Regions from separate parts of the Homo sapiens genome. Here region 1 is linked to region 2. Evidence: chromatin loops called from intact Hi-C (ENCODE). Cell type or tissue: PC-3. All regions are shown on one strand. Each heading gives the region's core, and the rest is flanking DNA. Links, peaks and the distances in the headings are about the cores only.

Region 1 (5,362 bases), core at 80-5,079, 110 kb before region 2:
AGGACACGTTCACCTGAGCAGATGTGGACATGGTGTCAACTCCGGCTGCAGAGGGCAGGTGGCCACTTCCCCACCTGGAGCTCCATCCTCCTTTCCTCCCAGGCCCAGCCTTGCCCAGCCAACAGCCCAGCAGCTCCCCAACCTGGTGCTTTCATTCCACAAGCGCTGCCCAGCACCTACTCTGCCCAGCACCCTGCTAGTGTCAGGGACAAGTCATGTCTGCCCTCAGAGGTCAGAGGCTAGAAGGGAAGGGACATGAGCAAGTTGCCCTTTACAGCTTCAAATGCCCAGGGCTGTGGTTGGGCTCAGAGGCAGAGGAAGGACTTGGTCTGTGTGCTGAGGATAGTGAGGAGCCTCTGACAGGTCACTGACCTGGTGGGGAGGTGGGCTGCAGACCACACATGAGTGTGATGATGCCAGACCAGGGGCTGAGGCTGTAACTGAGGCTGGACAGGATGAAGCTTGGACTCCTGGCTCCCAGCACAGGTCCTTGGTACAAGCTTCTCAGAATCAACGGTGAGGCACTTGTTAAAAATATAAATTCTTGCGCCTCACCCAGACCTTCACATGTCTGGAGGTGGGGTCTGGGAGCTGCTGCCTTAACAAGCTTTGTCAAGGGTACTAATTTGCTGGGAGCAGTGGCTTACATCTGTAATCCCAGCACTTTGGGAGGCTGAGTTGGGAGGATCGCTTGAGCCCAGGAGTTCAAGACCAGCCTGGGCAATATAATGAGACCTTATCTCTGCAAATAATAGCTGGGCATGGTGGCATGCACCTGTGGTCCCAGCTACTTGGGAGGCCGAGGTGGGAGAATTGCTTGAACCCCCCAGGCAGTCGAGGCTTCAGTGAACCATGATCACGCCACTGCACTCCGGCCTAGGTGACACAGCAAGACCCAATCTAAAAAAAAAAAGGCCACTGATCTATTGCCAGGCTTAGAAACTGCTGTCCTAAACCAAGATATGGGTGTAGGGATGAAGAAAAGAGAATAGTGTTGGGAGAACTTTAGGAGGGGGCATCCGCAGGGCTTGGTGGCTTGGTCAGAGATGGGTCTAGGACAAGGGGTGCCAGAGCTCTGGGCATGAGCAAGGGGGCTGGGGTTGGTATTTGCTGAGACAAAATGCCACCACAAAAAGGAGGCACAGATGTGGGGCAGGACAAGGTGGGGAGGGGATGGGGAGTTCACTTTGGACAGATTGAGTTTGGCTCTAGAGCCTGGGAGATAATTCTGGCCAGGAGCCAGAAGCCTGAGCATTGTTAGCGCATGGAGGGTGAGATGCAGCACCATTAATTATGTGATGTCCTTTTTCTGGAACTTTTGGGCTTCCCCAGAGCTGCCAAGGACTTTTAAATGCCTGGTGGCTAACCGCCGTGTCTCCTTGGAAGCTCTGGTGGAATGGAACCTCTGGCTGTGCTCTGGGCCTTCCCATCCATTTAGCTCGTTGAAGGGAGCAAACGCAAAGTGGGTCAAGGGTGCCATTCTGTCTTCTGCAGATCCGTGTGTGTCCCTGACCTCCATGATGAGGTCCTCGGGGAGTACCATCACCTAGCACAGCATCTAGTACACAGCAGGCCCTCGCTACACAGTGGAGTATACATTGGATAGAAATAATATGGCTGTTCACTGAGGCTCTGGAAATGGATGAGACAACCCAGAAATGTGCAGAGTGAGGCTAGGACCTGGCAGAGCTCAAGGGAGCACAGCATAAAGGGAAGCCCTCCGAGAAGAAGAAAGAGGGCCTCTGAAGCAGGAGGGGAAGTAGGAGACAGGGCGGCGCTGTCTACCCTCAGCCTGCCTCTGCACACCCTGGAAGCCCACTGTGCAGATATGGGTGTGCGCACACTCAGCCTCATTCCAGTTGCCTCAGAGACCAGAGGAAGTTGATGGTTTCCAGTGAGGTCCTGACATTCCCAAGACCTTCCCCTACCTAACCAACTCTGAAAATCCAGGATCCAATTGTCACTGAGAATAAGTCAGAAGAGGAAATTTTACGTTAGAACCTGGAGTGTCTTACAATTATGGCAACCCCATGGGCTCACCTGAGCTGGGACACAAACCCTGAGCTTGCACAGGAGGACGGAGTCTGTGTGTGTGGGAAGGGGAGGTGCTCACAGGAATGCATCAGCCTCCACCAGCATCTCAGCAGTGGGGACTAAGAGGGAAAGGGAAGTCTGGGGACATTTATGGAGCACGTGCATGCATGTATGTGAACACAACGTCTGGTGTGGCCATGCCCATGTGAGCCACTTGTGCAGAGGTGCTGAATGTGGTGTCTCTGGTGGGAGTGCACCCCCGAGTGTTCATGCAGGGTATGGCAGGGTCAGGCATGCAGTTTGCGTCTGGGTACAAGCACCTGAGGGTGGCGTGCAGGGGTGCTGTCTGTACACATGTGAGGGTGTGCCATCGAGGCAAGGGCTGCAGACTCCCCCACTGACCAGCATGTTCTCCTGTGCTTGGAGCACCAGCTGCTTGTCCGCTGAGGCTGTCTCCTCCTCACACTCCTGCTTCTGGCCAGGGCCAGGAGCTCTGTGGTCCTGGCTCGCCCCATCTTGAGAAACGGAGAAGGGCCTGGAGACCATAAGCCGGAAGTAGTGTGGGATCTCTGTAGTGTTGGTCAGCTTCAGGTGGTGGGTGGTCACCAGCTCACTCAGCACCTGGGCAGCCACAGAGGTAGGAGGCAGGGAATGCATCTTGTCTCTCTCTTCAACCCCATGGCTCTAGGGTAGGGCTGGGAGGGCTGGGGGAGGGGATTTGGGCTCAGACTATAAGGCCTGAGTCCCACAAGGGCACACAGAGACATCTGAGGTCCAGGTAAGCTGGCAGGGCCAGAGGGTGGCAGCACACTCACCCCAGAGCAGGGCTGCTCGGGAATGAGGTCACTGGCCTGGCACTGGAATTCCATACTGCCGCCGTAGTCCAGCTCCACACTTAGCCTGCCCAGCAATAGGCATTGTTGGGGCAAGCCGGGCGCCTGGGGCCTTCTGGCTGCCCCCACTCTGCTCATCCAGCCTCGGGCCAGCCTTTCCCTGGGCTCCTCTGCTGACTTCTCCACCCATGCCCGTCCTTTTGCTCTGAGAACCCTGCCTGGCTCCACCAGTGCCTGGTGAGGGTGCACCCCATGGGGATGAAAGGAGATGGGGCACCCCAGCTGACTCACTGTGCAGGCCTCACGTAGCTATGCAGGTCCAGTTTCAGGGGTCCCACCGCAAAGTCCTGCAGGCGATGCCTCTTCCCTGGAATCTCCCTTTCCACCTACTGAGCCCAAGTCTGATCACAGCTGATCCCTGGGCTGAGTAGGCAGCATGCTACCCAGGAGGGAGCAGTGGCTGCGGCCCCCACCCCAGGCCGGAAGAGCTCACCTTGCTGTCCAAGCTCATGAAACCCAGGGCGTAGCCAGTACACTCCACCTTGTGCAGGATCTCAGGGCTGAGCACCATAGGGGTGAAGGAGATGTAGATGGTACTGCTGCCCCCAGCAGGGACCACCTGGCATAGACACAGCAGCCTTAGCACTGTCCCATGCCCACTGGCCGGCCAATGCAGACAGCTCCCAGCCCATACCCCAACTCACCACCTGCTTGGGGCTGATACAGTACAGGTGGCCGGAGGGCACCCCCTCATGTGCCTGCAGGATGACTGAGATGAGCTTCTGTGCCACCCTATTGCTGGCACTGGAGCTGCCCTCAACCTGTCACCAAGGAATCACTGAGGTTCACGCAGTCACTGAGGTTCAACTAGCCTACTGGCCACACCTCAGTGGCCCTCAGTGGCCAGCCTGCCCCGCCCCTCCACCCCTGCTCACTGATGAGTCAGTTTCATGGCTGAATTCCGATGAACTGGAGGGGCCTGGGGACCAGAGGAGGCAGCCACCCTCAGGGGTATCAGGGCACACAAGCTCATTCCCGGCTTGGTCCCGCAGCGGGAAAGGTGGCCCATAAAACACCAGCAGCTCCACCAGCCGGTCTTCCTTGTCTTCTGGAACATAGGTCTCCCAATCCAGGCGGATGTCTGGGGCAGATGTGTGGAGCAGGGTGAGGAATAAGGGAGGAGCAGACAACCCCCCGGGGCCCCCTCCTCCTCATACCCCCAGACAGAGATGACCTATTCTCCCATACCCAGGTGGAGGGGGTGCCTCTCTGCCTCTCTAATGCCACTTCCAGGCAATTCTCATTTAAAATTTTAAAAAGGCTTTACAGGCTTATGCCGTTTGGCTCTATCACCTGAAGTCCTCATGGTCACAAGACCAGGTCTCCATGTCCAGATGCCTGAATGCAGGTGCTCTGCTCTCTCCCACAGCTGCTTCTCCTTCCGGCCTGTTTGTGGGCAGGCTGGGCTCTCTAACCCCCACATGCCCTTCCTTCTCCCCATCTATCCATCAGCCTATGTCAGCTTTCACGTCCTTCCCCAGGCAGACTAGTCTTTGGGGGCCGCCATGTCCACCTCTGTCTTGCCAGCATCCTCGTATCTCCCTTTGCACCCACCTGGCAACACCTAACCCTGAAAGAACTGAACTGTGCCGTCCCTCTGAGTACCACTGGGGGAAGTCCCCCAGCTGAACAGATTGCCACCCCCATCAATCTGTCCCCAACCTAAGCTGGGGCTCCCCATTGCTCTCTCTCCAGCCTGCACCATGACAATGTCAAGCTGTCCCTGCCCTCCTCTGACACCTCCATCTGCCTTCCCACACCCAGCCGGTAGCCCCACCTCATCTCCCAGAAGCCCCCAAGCTGAGAAGTCCCCAAAGTCCTGTCCCAAACCTAGACATCTGCCTGCATCGAACCCATCTTCCCCTCCCCTCCTGCCTTCAGTCCTGCTCGCAGCTCTCCTCAGGGGCAGGCATGGCCAGGGCCCCCTCTTCAGTGTCACCAGCTTCCTCTCCTAACCCTTTCTCAGGCCCAGAGCACTCTTTGCCCCCACATGCTCCCCTGGCCCACATCGGCTTACCCTTCCTCTTAGACTCAGCCTACACTCTGCCTCCCCTCCACAGGGGAGCCTGGCCCTTCAACACGTTCCCCCAGCACTCCGGCCTTCCCTTCAGTTGTATGCCACACACTCCACACACTGCAGTCCACAGTCACATCTGTCCCACCCATCAGGAGGGAAGCCCCTCGGCAGAAACCCTGCTGTCCTGTCCCCGCTGTATCCCCAGCAGCTCTCAGGCAGGTCAGGTCCTGCCGGCTGGAGGAATGAGAAAGGGATCCCCTCTTATTGTCTGTTCCTCCAAACAGCAACCCTGATGAGAGCAGGGCATCTGTGGGCCCATCCACACTTCCGTAACCACAGGCCCCCTGGACACCTGGGTCCTGTTCATGGGCCATCGGCTTCCCTCCCACCTTCCCTCCCAGCCTGGCTCACCACAAGG
Region 2 (5,362 bases), core at 288-5,287:
GACGCATCCACCCCCCCTCCGCCGCCGAATGACCAGAACTCTCTCTGTGTTCCCTCCTGCCTGTCCACCCACCAGGATACCGCCATGTCCACCTCATGTCTAAGAACGGGGACCAGCATCCATCAGCCACCCTCTTTGTGAAGATCTCCCTCCAGGACTAGGCTGGAGGAAGCCAGTGGGGTCCCCCCTGAGTGGGCTGGGCCCTCTGTCCACATGTGGGGACAGGGCTGGTGTGGCTGCTCCCAGCCTCTTGCTCAGAGCTAGGCCCCCAAATTGCCTTCAGCCCTAACATAGTGTCTGCTGCTGCCTCCCTGGGGACCAGGAGCTAGCCCAGTCCCTGGAGCTGTCCTTCATTCCGTTAGGAATAACACTGCAGCCCTCTCCACCCTCCGGCCAGCGAGTGGTCAAGGATTTTTATAAAAATCACGATAAGATTAAGCCTTGTGGTCTCTTTACCTGGATGCCAGAAAAATCCCCTGTGAAGCGTGTGTGTGTGTGTGTGTGTGTGTGTGTGTGTGTGTGTGTGTGTGTGTCCCCATGTCCTAGAGTGCTGGAGCCCTAGCACCTCACTCTCCACCTTCCTTGCACATAGTTGAGTAGGGCAGGGGTATCTGGAGAGACCAACGAGAAATAAACCCCTCTGTGGGGTGGCACTGAGAGCTCACACCCGCCAGCCCTGGAGGCCCCTTCCCCTGAGAGGTGGACCTGCTGAGTGGCCCGGGCTTGAAAGCACGCATACCACAGCTCGTATGGGCTGCCTGCTTTTACTGACACGCAGAGGATGACCAAAAGCCTCTGAGGGGAGTGGAAGCAGGGCCTCCCCAGCATTGTAGGTATGTTGGGGTCCAGGGGATAGGGGCAGTCGAGAGGGCTTGGGTTCAGAAGAAGCCCAGCTGCTTTTTCTCCTGCCGCTGCCTCCACGTGGCCATGCTGTAGAATTCCTCCTTGGATTTCCCAAAGATATCTTGGAAGTCAGAGTCTGAGAGATAGAACTGGGCAGGGGAGAGAGGGGGAGGTACAGGGTAGGGTGTCATCTGAGCCCAGAATCCTGCCCCACTCAGTAGTGTCAGTCATCCAGGGCTTGGGACTCCCGCATCTGTTTGCCCACCACCCCAGCTAGAAGACACATCTCCCGGGGCAGTTGCCCACTGCCCGCCACCAGTGGATCCTGCCTTGGGCTCCTCCAGCTCAGTGTCAGATGCACTAGTGCTGGGGCAGTGAGGGGGTGCCCACCTCCCTGCGGGCAGGGTCCACGCCCTCTGGCAGGTCCTCAACAGCCTGGTGCATCAGTTGTTCCCGGCGCAGGCCCCCGTTGATCGTGGCGCTGGTGCTGCTGACGGAGCTGCTGGTTCTGCTGCCAGCCGACTTGGGGCTTCGCACCAGATCATTCTCTGAGCTGTCCTGGGAGCCCTTGAGGGCCTGCAGGGCCACGGCACCTGCCCTGCCATTGCCCGGCCATCTGGATAGCCGCAAGTTGTTGACTTCCTGTCCAGAGAGGAGCCTCAGGCTGGGGAAGATGGGGAATCAGTAGCCCACAGGGAGGCTGCACTGAACCCACAGGCCTCTTACCTCCAACTGCAGCCCCTCCCACTTACAAGGGCCTGGCACTTCCCCTGCCCATCAGGACCATGCTGTCGGAGCCCAGGCCACTGTGGGGAAGGCTAGGGGCCCCAGGACTCACTGCTGTTATCTCAGAGATGGTTGATGCTGCTGCCGGGCTGCCATCCACCACTTCCTTGTGGGACGGGTGGCTCTGGAGCAAGAATCGGGGCAAGTATCAGGGCCAGGGCAGGAGAAGGGGGCACCAATGGGACACATGAGGGGCCTGAGGACAAGACCAGGTCTCTCGCACACACTGGCAATCCCCAGCCAGGGCAGTGCCTCCTCATTCCATTGGCCCAGGTCAGGTTCCTCTCCCCACAAATTAGGGTAGGGCTGGGGGTTTCAGGCCTCACTCACAGTCCACTTGTAGGGGTCCCAAGTGAAGAACCATCCAATGAAGGTGGGAGGCTCATGGCCCTGCTTGACCAGCACGATGGGTGTGGCCGGGCTCCTCCCTGCTGGGTGAGTCTTCAGGTACTCCTGGCCCCAGGCCACCGCCTCCTTCCACTCACTTGCAGCTTCCCCAAGCCACAGGAAGATCTGAGCCACAGAGGGGACCTGGCCTTGGGCAGGTGGAGGGGCTGCCCAGAGCTGACCCCTTCCTGTCCACTCCCTGTCCAGTTGTCCCAGACAGAACCCCACATACACATCCCTGGCCAAGCAGACACACCCAGCAAGCGGCTGTACCCACACACCCGTGAACACACGAGAAGGTCACAGGAATGCATGCATACATGCACACACACGTTCAATCCACACATTTTTTTTTTCTTGCATGATTTACCTGGAGATCAATCCACAAATACTTATTGAGCACCTACTGTGTGCCGGGCATTGGTCTAGGCTTTGGGGAGTCAACAATGAAAGAAAATGGACAAAAATCCCTGCCCTTATAGAGCTTTCATGAGAGAGCAAGTCACATGTATGTCTGGAGGAAAAGTGTCCTAACCAGAAGAAACAACCGGTGTAAAAGCCCCGAGGTGGCCGTGTGCCCGGCATGTTCAGGGAACACAAAGAGGCCATTGTGGCTGCAGCAGAAGCAGTGAGGGGGGAGCAGGGGGAAATTGGGTCAAAGAGTTGGGGCTGGCCAGGTCACGTAGGGCTGTGGTAAGAGCTCTGGGTTTGTTCTGAGTAGATGGGAGCACACAGCTTCATCACCAATTCAAACAGTGCTGTAGACACGGCCCCACAGAGATGCAGAGAACACACATTATTGCAGCTTACACAGACACACAGTCATCCATCGCCACACAGCCAGACAGCAAACCATAGCCACACACTGTCATCCACTGTTGTCAGACACAGAGCTGCATGCAAACACAACAGCACTTGTTTACACAGCCACGCACACCCGGCCAGTTATACCACTGTGCGCAGAAACACAGACCCACAAACACACCCATCCATCATTCGCCCACAGCCAGTCATAGTCTTGCTCACAGACACATTTTCACCAGTTGCCACTGGTCTGGCCAGTTCTAGCATCACGTGACCTCACAGTCACTGACAAAGTGTCACACACAGGTGCACGAAGGCAAACACTCACACCAAGCCACACACATGAATGATGCGATTGGGCATTCCAATCACAGTCACTCATGCAGCACCGACACATGCTCGGCCGCAGGCACTGTCGCTGGAGCCACACATAGTATCATAAGGCACACAGGGCCACACACAACTGCAAACATGGTCTCAGTTACCCCTGAGTTCCAACACACTCCTAATCTCCCGGAGTCTCACTGCTGCCACCTGGTGATGCACACTCATCCATGGTCTCATATGCACCGCAATGCAATTGCTCAGTGACAGGGTCAGACTCACCCACAGCCCTGTGTACAGAGGCAGATGGCTAGATACACACACACCCAGTTACACAAACAGAAACACACCCCCGTTCACAGCCCCACCAGGCAGGGATGGCCACCTTACCTCCTGCCAGGTGTCCAGTAACATGATGTCATACTTGTCCAGGTCCTCCTGGCTGAAGAACCCCACTTCTGCGAGGACCAGGCAGCCCATGTGGCTGGAGCACTCAAACAGTCGTGGCTGGAAGCTGGGGACCTCCTCAGGGAGCCTGGCCAGCACGGACAGCAAGGCTGTGAGCCACCCAGAGGGGCACCCCAGCCCATGGCACAAGTGCCCCACCCCAGGGCCTGGGAAGCCACTTCTCAGGAGTGGGAGCCCTGGGCCCTCCTCTGAGCCCCGTGGTTTCTCCCCGAGCACTCCGCTCTGCTCTGGGTACAGGGTCCCTCTCTGCTCATGGAGAAAGCTCTCGCCCCACCCAGCTGTGACGCAAGGTGCCCCATGAATTTCCCTAGGAGAGGGCTGCAGGGGTAGGGGAGGGCCTGAGCTGGAGTCTCGCCCTCCCTGGGATGGGAGGAGCTCCTCAGCCCACCCCTGGCAGAGAGTAGGTCTCCGGCCCAAAGTGGAAGGAGGCAAGCCAGGCTGGGAGAAGGAGACGGGAGTACTGAGCTCAGGAGAATTGTGGGGAGTGCAGCACATAAACCAAGCCCCACAGGCAGACCAAGAGCGACCAGGACTCAGCTCCCTCCTCCCCTTGAGGCCTCACTCCTACCTCCTACACACACCCTGTCCACTTACACACCACACACAACACCCTGAATACACCTGTTCTTGCACATCCACACACACTGTATACCCACACATCATATGACACTGTATACACACACACTGGGCACCGTGATCCCTGAGGACTGTAGGGTGGGGAAGGGTGCTTTGTCCCCTGGCCCAGGACCAGGACAATGCAGGGAGGGGATGCTGCCAGCAGAGGTCGCCACTGCCCCCACTCTCCCCAGCATCTGAGAGACGCAAGTTACCCAGGCCTGGGAGCGAAGCGTGGGCTGTACTTGTGGGAGCCTCTGTGAGTGGGAAACTGAGAGTCCTTGGTTCTAGTCTCGTCTTGCCAGCTCTCTGTGTGAATCCCAGTCACCCACCCTCCTCTCTGGGCCTCAATTCCTCCTCTGGGTAAGAACACTCTCCTCCCAACCCTGTTACCTCTTGTTGCTGGGGTAGGGGGCCCGGCCTCCCAGGGCCTCCCAGAAGTGGGGAGGCTCCTGACCCTCCAGCACCGTTTCCTCATTCTTCCTGGAAATGACAGTGACCACCACCCGTGCCATCTCACGCTGATCACCATTACAGCCCTAGCAGGCAAAGAGATGGCTCAGGCCCTGCATGAGGAGGGGCCTTCACCTCCGGCCCCACGTCCCGTTCACAGGGTGTATGGGGTGGGGCTGGGCCCAAGTCACAGGAGGCCTAAGCTGACAGCAGGACACCAGTGAACAAGGCATCTTCCTCACCCTACAGGCCTGTGTCCCCAGTTGATCTGGATCGCAGGGTCTGGGACCCTCGCAGGGTCCAGAGCATGGGATAGGAGGCCCCCAGGCTTAGAGGGTCAGTCATAGTTTATGCTGAATATTAGAGAAAACTCCAGCAAACTGGCATAGGCCTCCCCTTTTCCCAAGAGACCTGGGAAGGGACATGCCCTGTGCTCCAGGCAGTAAGGAGGGGAGGCGGCCTGGGCCTGGCTCTGACCTGCGGACTCTCAGGTCCACCTGTCACTTTGTAACTTTCCCCAAGTTCTAGAGGGGACCCTGTGGCTTCTTCCCCTCCCCATTCCCCCCATCGGCCTATCTGAGGCTGGACTCAAAGTCTGCATGCCCTGTGGAGAGGACCCACCCCCAGCCTGGCACCACTACATCTGGGCATGAATCAAGTGGTCAGTGCTGTGGGTACCTTC

Evidence for each region. Hi-C counts contacts between places; a loop is a spot of excess contacts. Peaks named below come from ENCODE experiments on the same cell type or tissue, not always from the same donor. Only the 100,000 strongest peaks of a DNase experiment are listed, where the experiment ranks them.
Region 1: a loop joins it to region 2, with 14 times the contacts of the local background. A loop is called at or near these places in 11 of 110 quality-filtered maps.

What each region holds. Positions count from the first base shown.
Region 1 is chr3:38,115,099-38,120,460 of GRCh38, reverse strand. DLEC1 (DLEC1 cilia and flagella associated protein) reads right to left here. Exons shown (of 37, transcript NM_007335.4): 28 at 3,803-4,008; 29 at 3,572-3,688; 30 at 3,361-3,486; 31 at 3,159-3,253; 32 at 2,850-2,934; 33 at 2,437-2,655; 34 at 1-13. The region is part of intron 1 of LOC105377033 (a long non-coding RNA gene); the gene reads left to right. Among named protein-coding and RNA genes, the nearest start is that of ACAA1, 19 kb to the left of the region's middle. RefSeq lists an enhancer at 2,235-3,193. In PC-3, for the core only: CTCF peaks have their summits at 2,088 and 2,287; a DNase peak (open chromatin) is centred at 2,260.
Region 2 is chr3:38,002,572-38,007,933 of GRCh38, reverse strand. VILL (villin like) reads right to left here. Exons shown (of 20, transcript NM_015873.4): 14 at 5,359-5,362; 15 at 4,621-4,766; 16 at 3,535-3,679; 17 at 1,960-2,142; 18 at 1,682-1,753; 19 at 1,234-1,485; 20 at 749-992. The coding sequence ends at 879. PLCD1 (phospholipase C delta 1) reads left to right here. Exons shown (of 15, transcript NM_006225.4): 15 at 76-438. The coding sequence ends at 161. Among named protein-coding and RNA genes, the nearest start is that of VILL, 14 kb to the right of the region's middle. RefSeq lists an enhancer at 1,446-1,946 and a silencer at 4,315-4,364. In PC-3, for the core only: CTCF peaks have their summits at 3,346 (motif pointing left), 4,174 and 4,381 (motif pointing right); DNase peaks (open chromatin) are centred at 3,163 and 3,363; H3K4me3 peaks cover 442 bases; H3K27ac peaks cover 2,417 bases.